2 separate regions of the Mus musculus genome follow, and region 1 is linked to region 2. The links are chromatin loops, found by intact Hi-C in ENCODE. Cell type or tissue: heart. All regions are shown on one strand.

The links. A loop is a pair of places that touch in the nucleus more often than their neighbours do. Peaks named below come from ENCODE experiments on the same cell type or tissue, not always from the same donor. Only the 100,000 strongest peaks of a DNase experiment are listed, where the experiment ranks them.
Region 1: a loop joins it to region 2, with 1.8 times the contacts of the local background. A loop is called at or near these places in 2 of 42 quality-filtered maps.

The regions. Positions count from the first base shown.
Region 1 is chr3:32,426,972-32,431,971 of GRCm38, forward strand. The region is part of intron 1 of Pik3ca (phosphatidylinositol-4,5-bisphosphate 3-kinase catalytic subunit alpha); the gene reads left to right. Among named protein-coding and RNA genes, the nearest start is that of Pik3ca, 32 kb to the left of the region's middle. In heart, no CTCF peak of the experiment used is centred here; DNase peaks (open chromatin) are centred at 2,110, 2,580 and 3,580; H3K27ac peaks cover 1,072 bases.
Region 2 is chr3:32,491,720-32,496,719 of GRCm38, forward strand. Kcnmb3 (potassium large conductance calcium-activated channel, subfamily M, beta member 3) reads right to left here and starts at 250. Exons shown (of 4, transcript NM_001195074.1): 1 at 189-250. The coding sequence starts at 250. In heart, a CTCF peak has its summit at 2,861 (motif pointing left); no DNase peak of the experiment used is centred here.

The DNA of each region.
Region 1 (5,000 bases), 65 kb before region 2:
GCTCTACCCAAAAAGGAGCAGTACTTAAATGTCTATAGATGTGAGAGCATACTACCCAGAGAGCAGCATTTGAATGTGAGCTCCAGTAATGAATAAGTTACATCCTCATCTCATGGTATAAAGAAATAGGGCATCATTTTAAAAAAGAAAGATACAAAGAATAGTGTGAAGCAAAGGAAAAAGGAATGTCCTGACTGAGGAAGTATTCAAGATGACAGTTCCTACTAAAGCAGAGAGTGACCACCTGCCTCTGTTTTGACAAGACTGGGTCATACACATTGTAACAATGCCATTTGAAAATTCAGAGGCTTCCAAAGCACTCCAGGCTCCTCAGTTATTAATTCTAGGTATTGAAGATCAGAGCTGTGGTCACTCTGGACTTCGGACTGTTTTGCCTTGTACCTAATCCTTCCTATCCCCTTACCAGTGCATGCTGCTGTTTACAGACGAAGCTGTTAGTAAAAGGAGTCGGAGAGTTGAGACAGTAACGAAGAGCACAGTAGTACTGCCATTTCTAATGGGAAGTATTAGTTACTCTTTTGGGTTCTGTGTTTTGAAATCATAACTTACCAAGTCCTGCCTGATACTGAGTGGGCTTTCTGGAGCTGCCTGACTTACCCTTCATTTCTGACTGGCTGGTCTTTGTTCCAGTGAAACTAGGATGGTCTCCCTTGACTATGAGTCTTGGTTTCTTTCCCATTGCTTTGTTAATACCCTGTAAGTAGCAGCTTAAGTGAAAAAGGTTTATTTGTCTGGCTTATAGTTTCATCATTGTAGGGAAGACATGGCAGCATGGAGGGAAGGCCAGGTGACAGGAGCCACGGGCTCACTGGTCACATAGCATCATCACCATGCAGGAAGCAGAGAACAAACAAGAAGTTGGGCCTCCCCAGTGCCCCACTTCTTTCAGCAAGCTGGGGGCCAAGTGTACAAACGCATGAGCCTATAGGAGCCGTTTCATGCTCAGACCACAACACTGTCCTAGGGTGATGAGAGGAGTAGTCTCTAGGAAACTCTAGGTCACATCCTGAGGAGAACATTGTGTAATTAAAATCACGTGCTAGTATCAAGTCCCCCTGTCTTTTCTGCACTCTCCTCATAATTGCATTTCATAAGCCTCCCTGGCCTGTTCTTCCTTCCCTGCTTTTACTTTGGGTATTGGCATCCAGCCTAGGCACCTGCTAGGCAGGTGCTACCATCTCACAGCTCTGTCTCCAGCTGCCTAAATGCTTAGTCTCCTTTGGAGTTGAAATGTTAGCTCACCTTAGTGCACACTGAAATTTGATTTTGCTTTTGTTATTGTCCTTGCATTTTCAGTTTTGTAGGGAATCAAAACAGAACCTTAAGCATGCTAAACAAGTACTCTTATCATTAAGCCACACTTTTGGCCTATAAAATTAAATTTTTCTACCCCTCATTTCAAGATATGGTTCGTATAGTAGTTGTGTTTTTAAGTTCATGATTTACCTAGCAACTTAAAACCAGTATTACTAATTCGTATTCGTTAGTGGCTCTGAAGTGAAACTGATTTTGCTATCACATTAGAATCTTTTAACCTGCCTGCTCAGGTCATGGTCCTAAAGGTCTATGTTTTAGCTGGATGACCTGGTTAGTGCCCTCTTGGCAGGAGGGTCAGCAGTTCAAGGTCATTTTTTTCTACATAGTGAATTCAAACCCAGCCTGAGCCACATGAGACCCTGTAAAATCTACATTTTATACACACTGCTCACCTAGATCCTAACTGTCATTATTTTTAAAAGTTATCCACACACAGATACTCCTAAGCCACCTATTGACCTCATCAGGAAACTTTGGTTTCTTGCTGCAGTAGTTATAGAAATATATTTTTATAATACCTTTTATAGTTCTGTGAATGTGAATTTAATATGAAAACAAATTGCAGCCCTTACTTAAGGGTTTAGAGTTTCCTTCATATTGTCATGAGAATTTGATTTCTACTCTAGGGATCTTTGTGTGTCATTGAAAGCCTGTTTTCTCATGGTTAGCTTGTAAAGGTCAGTGAAGGACAGCATTCTGAAGGAAGTGGACGGAGCATCTTTCCAGAGCTTGTGCATATCACAGCTGTCTGTTTGGACTTGTTCCAGCTACTGCCCAGTGGCTCTTACAAAAAGGAAATCTCAGAGGCCAGACCGGGGCTCAGAACATGGTGCTGAAGGACACTTGCTTCCCATGAATCGCCCCTCCATGGGATGTGTTTATAATTAGACATCCCATCGCCATGCAGCTGGCCTCAGAGCACTCTAATCTCTTTAGATGCCCTCAGCCTCTTGCTTACCATCCCAACTGCTTGCTTTTTTCCAGCCCTTGATGTTTTCCCTGGAATAGTTTCTTTTTTCCCCCACTAATTAATTAATTTATTTACTTTACAGTGCTCCCTTCCTCCCAGTTCCCCCTCATGGCTCCTCCATTTACTTTCTCCTCCCCTTCATCTCTGAGACTGGGGAGGACCCCTCTGGATACCAACCCACCCTGGCACCTCCAGTCACTGCAGGACTAGGCCTATCCTCTCCCACTGAGGCCAGACAAGACAGCCCAGTTAGGGGAACAGGATCCACAGGCAGGCAACAGAGTCAGGGTAAGCCCTTGCTCCAGTTGTTGGGGACCCACATGAAGACCAAGCTACACATCTGCTATATATGTGCAGGGGACCTCCTAGAATAATTTTATAATTTAGTTTTCTATTTAATTTTCTATTTTTTTTTTCTATTTTGTGTGTCACTTTTCCCAAAATCCTGGAAAAGTCACAATCTAGTAAGAAGTTAGGCATGGTTATAAATTACTTTAATGAGCGTGTAAAGCTACAATATAAACACTACAAGAGGCTGTGGTAACATTAAGGAAAGGATTAATTAACTCAAAATATTTACAATAATCTTCACCTAGGGTAATCAGACTATTTATTAAGCATGTTTGAATCACATTGCTTCTGTAGCAACCCACAAGGACATCTCTAATTCTGCTCTATGTCAGACTAAAGACTTGCTTGGAAATTTAAAGATTTGGAAAGTATATTTCAATTTTCTGGCTAGTAGCCAAATAAAGAGATGTAATAGAGATATAAAACTAAATGCTCTTTCCCATTGACTTAAGAATAATTGTAGGAAGTACCTTGTGTATGCCAATACATAAGAATCAGAAATACATAGTGGCTATTCAAAAAAATGTTTGCACCTTCTGCGTGTGTGGACCATGTACGTCCAGAAAATACAAGGTGCTTGCTTGCTTCAGCACTTGTGGTTGTCGCGTGCTTAGGCTGCCAATTCAGACAGCATAGATGTACCTAAGCTTACAGATAGATGTTTCCAGATGGCTTATTTATTGCTCATGTCTTTCTGATGCAGATAGAATACGTATTTGTAAAAATATGTTTTAAATATTTATTTCTAAAGTCAGAGATGGACTGCTTTGTTCACCTGTTATGCTAACTCCCAATCTACAGTTGTGTAATAGTTCTGCTTCATAGTCTGGTGTATAGCATGAGTAGTAGAAGGGTGTGCTGCAGTGACCCAGCAGCTGGCCCAAGCTGAGAAGTGACTGTCCTATGGTAGAAGACGTGGGGTAGTCCTCCAGTTCTCACAAGCTTGCCATGGGCTATGGGCCAGAACAGTGGTTGAACTTGATAATGAGGAGTGTGACTCACCAACAGAGGGAATAAATTACATATACATGCTTCTAAGAAAACGAGACCACCTTAATGGAACAGTTTATTTATGTAAATAGAATACTAGGGTAAGCAAAGCCAATTTTCTTTTTCCTTTCTGTCTTTGTTTTTCAGGTGGACATAATAGCATGAACCTAATATAGCACATGAGACGTAGAGGTAGGAGTAGTTAGTTCAAGGTCAGCCTAGGCTAATAAGATCTTTCCCTCAAAAGCTCTTTGTTGTATAAGAATGAACAGATAGTCTCAACGTTGTGAACCAATGGACTTTTCAGCAACTTATCCCCTTCTGTAGTAGCATGTATCCGAGTACTATGAGTTTGGGGTCTGCTTAGTTTGCATAGCTAGTTAATGGCCAGCCTGGGACTATATAATGAAACTTGGTATAAAAAGCAAAGATAGAATGCTTGCATGTGTGGGGCCTTGGATTTAATCTCCAGCAGCTTTCTTAAATGAAAGTCCACTTTCTAATGGTTACATCTCTGATCTTTGGTTTACTTACGTGTAGAGTGTTAGTGCCTACATCCCAAAGGATTATTGCCAACACAGCAGTGAAATGTTAGTTGTAAGGTCTCTTTGCCTTTTTTACACTTCATGTGTGAGCTCTGGGATAGCAGTTTTGTTCTGAGTGAGGTTGCCATGAGAAGGCAGAAAACCATCAAACAAATAGAAAGGTCTATGTCCTAGTTATTTCTGTGAAGCTAGCCAGTCCTTGTTTTCCAGAATCTTCAAGGGATTATGGCTAGGATCACATTGCTTATCAATGGAAAGAGAGTTAGATTGTGAAAAGTCTGTTACCTATAACCATACCATTATACAGTAAGCCATAAAATCAATAACCTGTCTATCCTGTTAGCCTTCCCTTTTGTTCCTAGAAAACAAGTGAGATTCTGGGTTATTGTGTTAATAGGCGTTCAGTGATTCTGTAATGTGGACTTTATAGCACTATTCAGTTAAAAACAGAAAACAAAAACACAAAAACAAAAAAACCATAAACAGCTACTGTGTTAAGTGTGGCTATGGTTTAGTTTTCTTTGTATTTTAACTTTTGTATTCTTACAGAAAGTCAGAACTCATTTGGCATTTGTTTTGGGGGGAGGAGTTAAATGCCCCCAATGGAGGAGCTAGAGAAAGTACCCAAGGAGCTACAGGGATCTGCAACCCTATAGGTGGAACTACAATATGAACTAACCAGTACCCCCAGAGCTCGTGTCTCTAGCTGCATATGTGTCAGAAGATGGCCTAGGCGGCCATCACTGGAAAGAGAGGCCCATAGGTGGTGCAAACTTTATATGCCTCAGTACAGGGGAACGCCAGGG
Region 2 (5,000 bases):
GCCTGTCTCAAAACAGCAACCAAAGGTGGGGGTGGGGTAGAGGTGGGTGGTAGGGGTACCTGGGAGGCATTGCAAGCTGGCCTCCTCAAAGCACCTACCAAACTCAGCTTTCAGCATGCCGCATTGTAGCCACACTGGCCTTGATTAGCAGGAGGCACACTGATGGGAGATTCAGGTGGGGAACTTACCTCCCTTGGCGCCTCCGGCCACCCTGTAGCGTGATTTGGACAGGGATGCTGAAGGGCTGCATGAGGCCAGGAGATGTCTGGATCGGATGCTCCCCGCCTGAGTTGTGCCCTTTTAGAGCGCAGGAGGCTTAAGCATCATCGGAAGTGGAGTCCCAGAGGGAGTTGCCAATTCCCTGCCTAGCCACAGACACCAGGACCCCTGCTGCATCCAGAGCTGGCGGGGTCCTCTAGAAGTTTCCTAGAGAGGTGGGAACTCAGGCAGCCTGGCTGCAAAGCAACGTTCAGGTATAGTTGCTCATGGAGTACCTAGGTGGTTCTGTAGCCAACAACACTCCCCCAGCATTGCCTGGCGCCTGTTCCACCTGACACCTGTGTTTCCTCTGAATTCACCAGGTGCATTGTCATAGAGACCAATAGGACTGTGGAAAGTTCTGAGGCCCCAGGGACTCTGTAATTGGGGACAGACATACCCAATACACAACGTGTAAGAAGAGGAAATGTTCTGTCCCAGACACATTCCCTTCTTTTTTCAAAATATTATGTTTGGGTACAGGCTTAATATAGTAGCCTTTTCTGAATAAAATTGTTCTGAATAAAAGAATAGCTTTACAAACCTGTGAGGTGACTCAGTGGGTAAAAGGTCATCTGGCCAAGCCTGGTGACCTGAGCTCCATGCCCAGACACCAGTGAAGGTGGAAGGTGAAAGAGCCAAGTCTACCAAACTGTCCTTCGAATTCCACACAAGCGCACAAACAGGTCATGCACACACACACCTGGCAATCATAATATTAATTCGTTTAATTTTTAAAATTAGATTTACAGCTGGCACAATAGTTTCCACTCAGAAGGCAAAGGCAAGAGGGTCAGAGCTCAGGGAGGTAGCACTAGGTGCTAAAAAAAAAAGCAGGTCGGCTAAGCCATGGAGGCGAACAAGTAAGCCACACTCCGCCAAGGCCCCTTCCTGTGTCCAGGTCCCTGTCCTGTTTGAGTTCCTGCCCTGGCTTCCCTCGGTGATGAACTGTGGTGTCCAAGTGTATACAGTACAAATAAGCCCTTTCTCCCCAGGTTGTTTTGGGTCATGTTGATTTATCACAGTATATTTGTTAGATTTCTGAAGCAGATTAAAGACACAGGAGGCAGCAAATGTCCAGACTGACCTCAACAGAAAATGGATACTACTTCTTTCAAAACATCGAAGGGTGAACCCTCTCCTGTGGGGAAGAGGTGCTCGCAAGGACGGGAGGAACCTACGGACTTTCTATAGGGAGTGTGGCAGTTGGAGAATAGGACAGAAGTGAGGGGCTACGTGTGAACCTTTCGGTTTGCCCTTTCCTAGTTTTGCCTGCTGCGTCCAGACAGGCTACAGGAGACCAGCTGACCCAGTGAAAGCAGCTTGAGCAGGGCCAGCTGTATAACCTCCTATGAATTCTATTCTTACAACTGAAGAATTCTAACTGTATGCATTTCTTTTCTGCTGCCGTGATAAAGCACCATGACCAAGGCAACTTCTACAAGGAAGTGTTTAACTGGGCTTGCAGCTTCAGAGAGTTAGAGTCCATGATAACACAGTGAAGGAACAATTGAGCACTCGCATCTTGAGCCATATCCACCAGGGAGAGAGAGAGAGAGAGAAAGAGCATATCTCATCATTTGTAATGAATTAATTTGTTCATTTAATGTGTATGACTGTTTTGCCTACATGTTTACAGGCATGAATAGTGCCCGCAGAGGCCAGAAAAGAGAATCAGATCCAGAACTAACTGGCATGTCAGATGGTGTGGCTATGGGTAGTGGGAAGTGAACCTTGGTTCTCTTAAACACAGAGCCATTTCTCCAGCCCCTCTCATACTTTTGTCTCAGGCAGCCTTTTTCTCCGGTCTCCTGTTCTTGCAGCTCCACTCTGCCTTGCTCCTCCTCAGTTATTAACTAGTTTGTAGTCAACCTTCCCATCTTTACCATGGTAGCCATGGCTACCGGTGGTGAGTCTGAAATCACCGATGCTTGTCTTCTGTTGGCCTGCAGAGTAGTGTCGCTTCAAAGATAAAGACATTTCTCTTATTCATCCTTCTCAGCTCCTACAGGATGCATGGAGTTTAGGACACAGGAAAAATGATAATTGGCTCCATGGCTGATTTTCTTTCCCAATTAAAATAGAATCCTAGGGATGGTGTTACATCAGATCACCGAGTGACCTGCGTCCTGCAATCTCACGTGTCTGGTGTCATAGCTAGTAAACTGATGTGTAGAGGAGAGGTGACAAGATGTGACGAGAACGAGGCCATGTCACTAAGTCACACATAGACAGGAAGAGGTAGATGCCCTCCCCAGCAACGAGGCAAGTTTACCAAGCTCAGGACTGGAGCTGAAACTAGGTGAGTATAGAGATGATCAGGAGCTGAGACCACAACTCTGCACTCACCCCAAGTGGCACAGGACACCACACTCTTTCCATTTTTCAAGTAAATGTGGGCTTAGGTAGGATGACACAGATACACTTAAGGAAAGGGCCCATAAGAATGCTGGGAGTCCCTGTGCCATGACCAACTGTGGTGACGAATCTTGGTTGTCAACTTGATTGAATCTGGAATTAACTAGAACACAACATGCTGGGATCCCTTGTAAGGGGTTACTTGAAGGAGGAAGACACACCCTTAATGCTGGTAGCGCCTTCTGGTGGTGGCCCAGATGAAAGGACACTGAAGAAGGAAGCTTTGCTTTTAACCTGCTTGCCTTCACTCATGATGGCAAGTTCACCATCCTACCGCTGTGGCATTCCTTTGCCGATATGAGAACCAACTTCTTTGAGCTTCCAGTGTATAGACTGAAAACCAGCTAGCGCCAGACTGGGACTGCTGATACTTCCAGCCCTGTGGATCGAGCAACTACTGGATTTTCAACCTTGCCGGTGTGAGATAGTCTTTGTTGGACTTCTTAGGTGGCATGGAAATCCTTGTGCTCACAGATAAATGCCAGCAGAACCAGGAATGTTAAACATGCGGGTTCTCTCTTCAAAGGGAGCCATGTAACCTGTTTTCTGACCAGAAGACTAGGAGCAGATGTGGTTAATAGCCTTGTGACCTTTTCATTCCCTGTGTGACAGAGACCACACCAGATCCTCCCCAGGGCTCTTAACTTGAGTTTATTTCCTCAGTTAATCTATAGGATCCATTTTTATGGAAGCTGTCACTTGTCCTTTACAGAAAGTTTTGACATAGTCATGTCTTAAGCTTTTGTGGTACACATGGGATTGAGTTAATTATCACCAGGAAACTCTTTGCCAAACTGTGCTGTGTTTAAATGTGCCTAAAATAAACTCTTCCAGGTTGGACTTTTGAAGTTTGAAGCATCACTGGCTACTGAGTCGGGCTGAACTAAATTGCCTTTTTTGCCTCTCTTGGATCATGACATCTGCTGGATAAGGTGTTCGCAGAGACCCCTTCAGACACCCTGGAAGTCAACCTAACAAAGCCCACGTTTTCTACCAGCTCTGTTCCTTTCAAGAACCGTGACTAATGAGTGTACCAACCACAATCGCAAAGGCTCCATTCTTCAGTCACTTGCATTTTTTAAATTTGGTTTTTAACATATGAATGGCTTTGAAATCCACGAGTTTGGCCATAGTCAACAAGCCTGAGCTTTGATGCCTGTATGTCAGTCACATATTCAGATTCCTGATGAACTCAACTGGCACAGCCCCACACAAGTAAATTTGGAACAGAGTTGGGGAAGTGACTCAGGTGGCAGTGTGCTTGCCTAGCATGCAGAAATCCTGTGCTCCAGTCCTACATATATCAGGTGTGGTAACGTATGCCTGTAATCCCAGGGTTTAGAAGGAGGAAGTCTGGGGGGGGGGAAGGAAGGCGGGGTTCAAGGCCAGCCTTGACTATTTAGTAAATTGGAGGCCAGTGTGGGATACATAAAGTCTTAAAATACACACAAATCAAAGGCTCACTAGCAAAAAACTATAGCTCTGTATCAGAGACTCACAGACAGACTCACTAAATTCCTGCTAACTAAAGCTCCTGGTGCAGGATGGGAGGAAGCAGGCAAGCAGAAAGTGCACAGTGCTTTGTGACGAGAGGAAAATTAAAAGCTTAAAAGTGTTAGGAGAGCACTGGATGTTGTAGCACATGCCTTTTATGCCAGCACTTGGCAGGAGCGGGGGTGGAGGGTGGCGGGGGGGGGGGGGGACACTTCTGAATTCAAGGCCAGAGTAGTCTACATAACAAGTTCCAGGACATTCAGGGCTATGTAGAGAACTCGCCCCTGCCCCCCCCCCAAAAAAAAAGATGTTAGGACAGCAAGAAGAGAGGTCTGGACAGAAGTCTGCCCCACAGACAAAGCAGAGAGTGCTAAAGAAGGAGCCTCCAGTTCAGTCAGCATAACTAATTCATTACATTCCCTAGGGATGTGGTCAGCTCAGCATGCTGTGGCCCCAGCAACACAGACCAAACAGTAACATTCTAGAAAGGATTTAGTGAATACACACTTTGGCCAGAATGTTTTCAGGCCCTCAGCGTAACTGTGAGCATAAGCAGAGAAGTTCCTGCCCACCAGGAACTTCCATTCTGGTGTGGAGACATAAAGAAATCGAGACCCAAGCACAGTTAATCCAGATGCTTGGGCGTGGTGAAGAAAGGAAAGCAAACAAGCTTGGGGAAAGCCATGGGAAGCCGTAGGCCCTGCATAGTGAGCTGAGAGCCTCACAGCAAGGAGCAGCCAATGGAACAGATAGCAAGACACCATAACCAGGCAGACACAAGAGCCTGGTTGGCAAGAAGACACAACACCATGGCTTCTGGATTCCCAGCA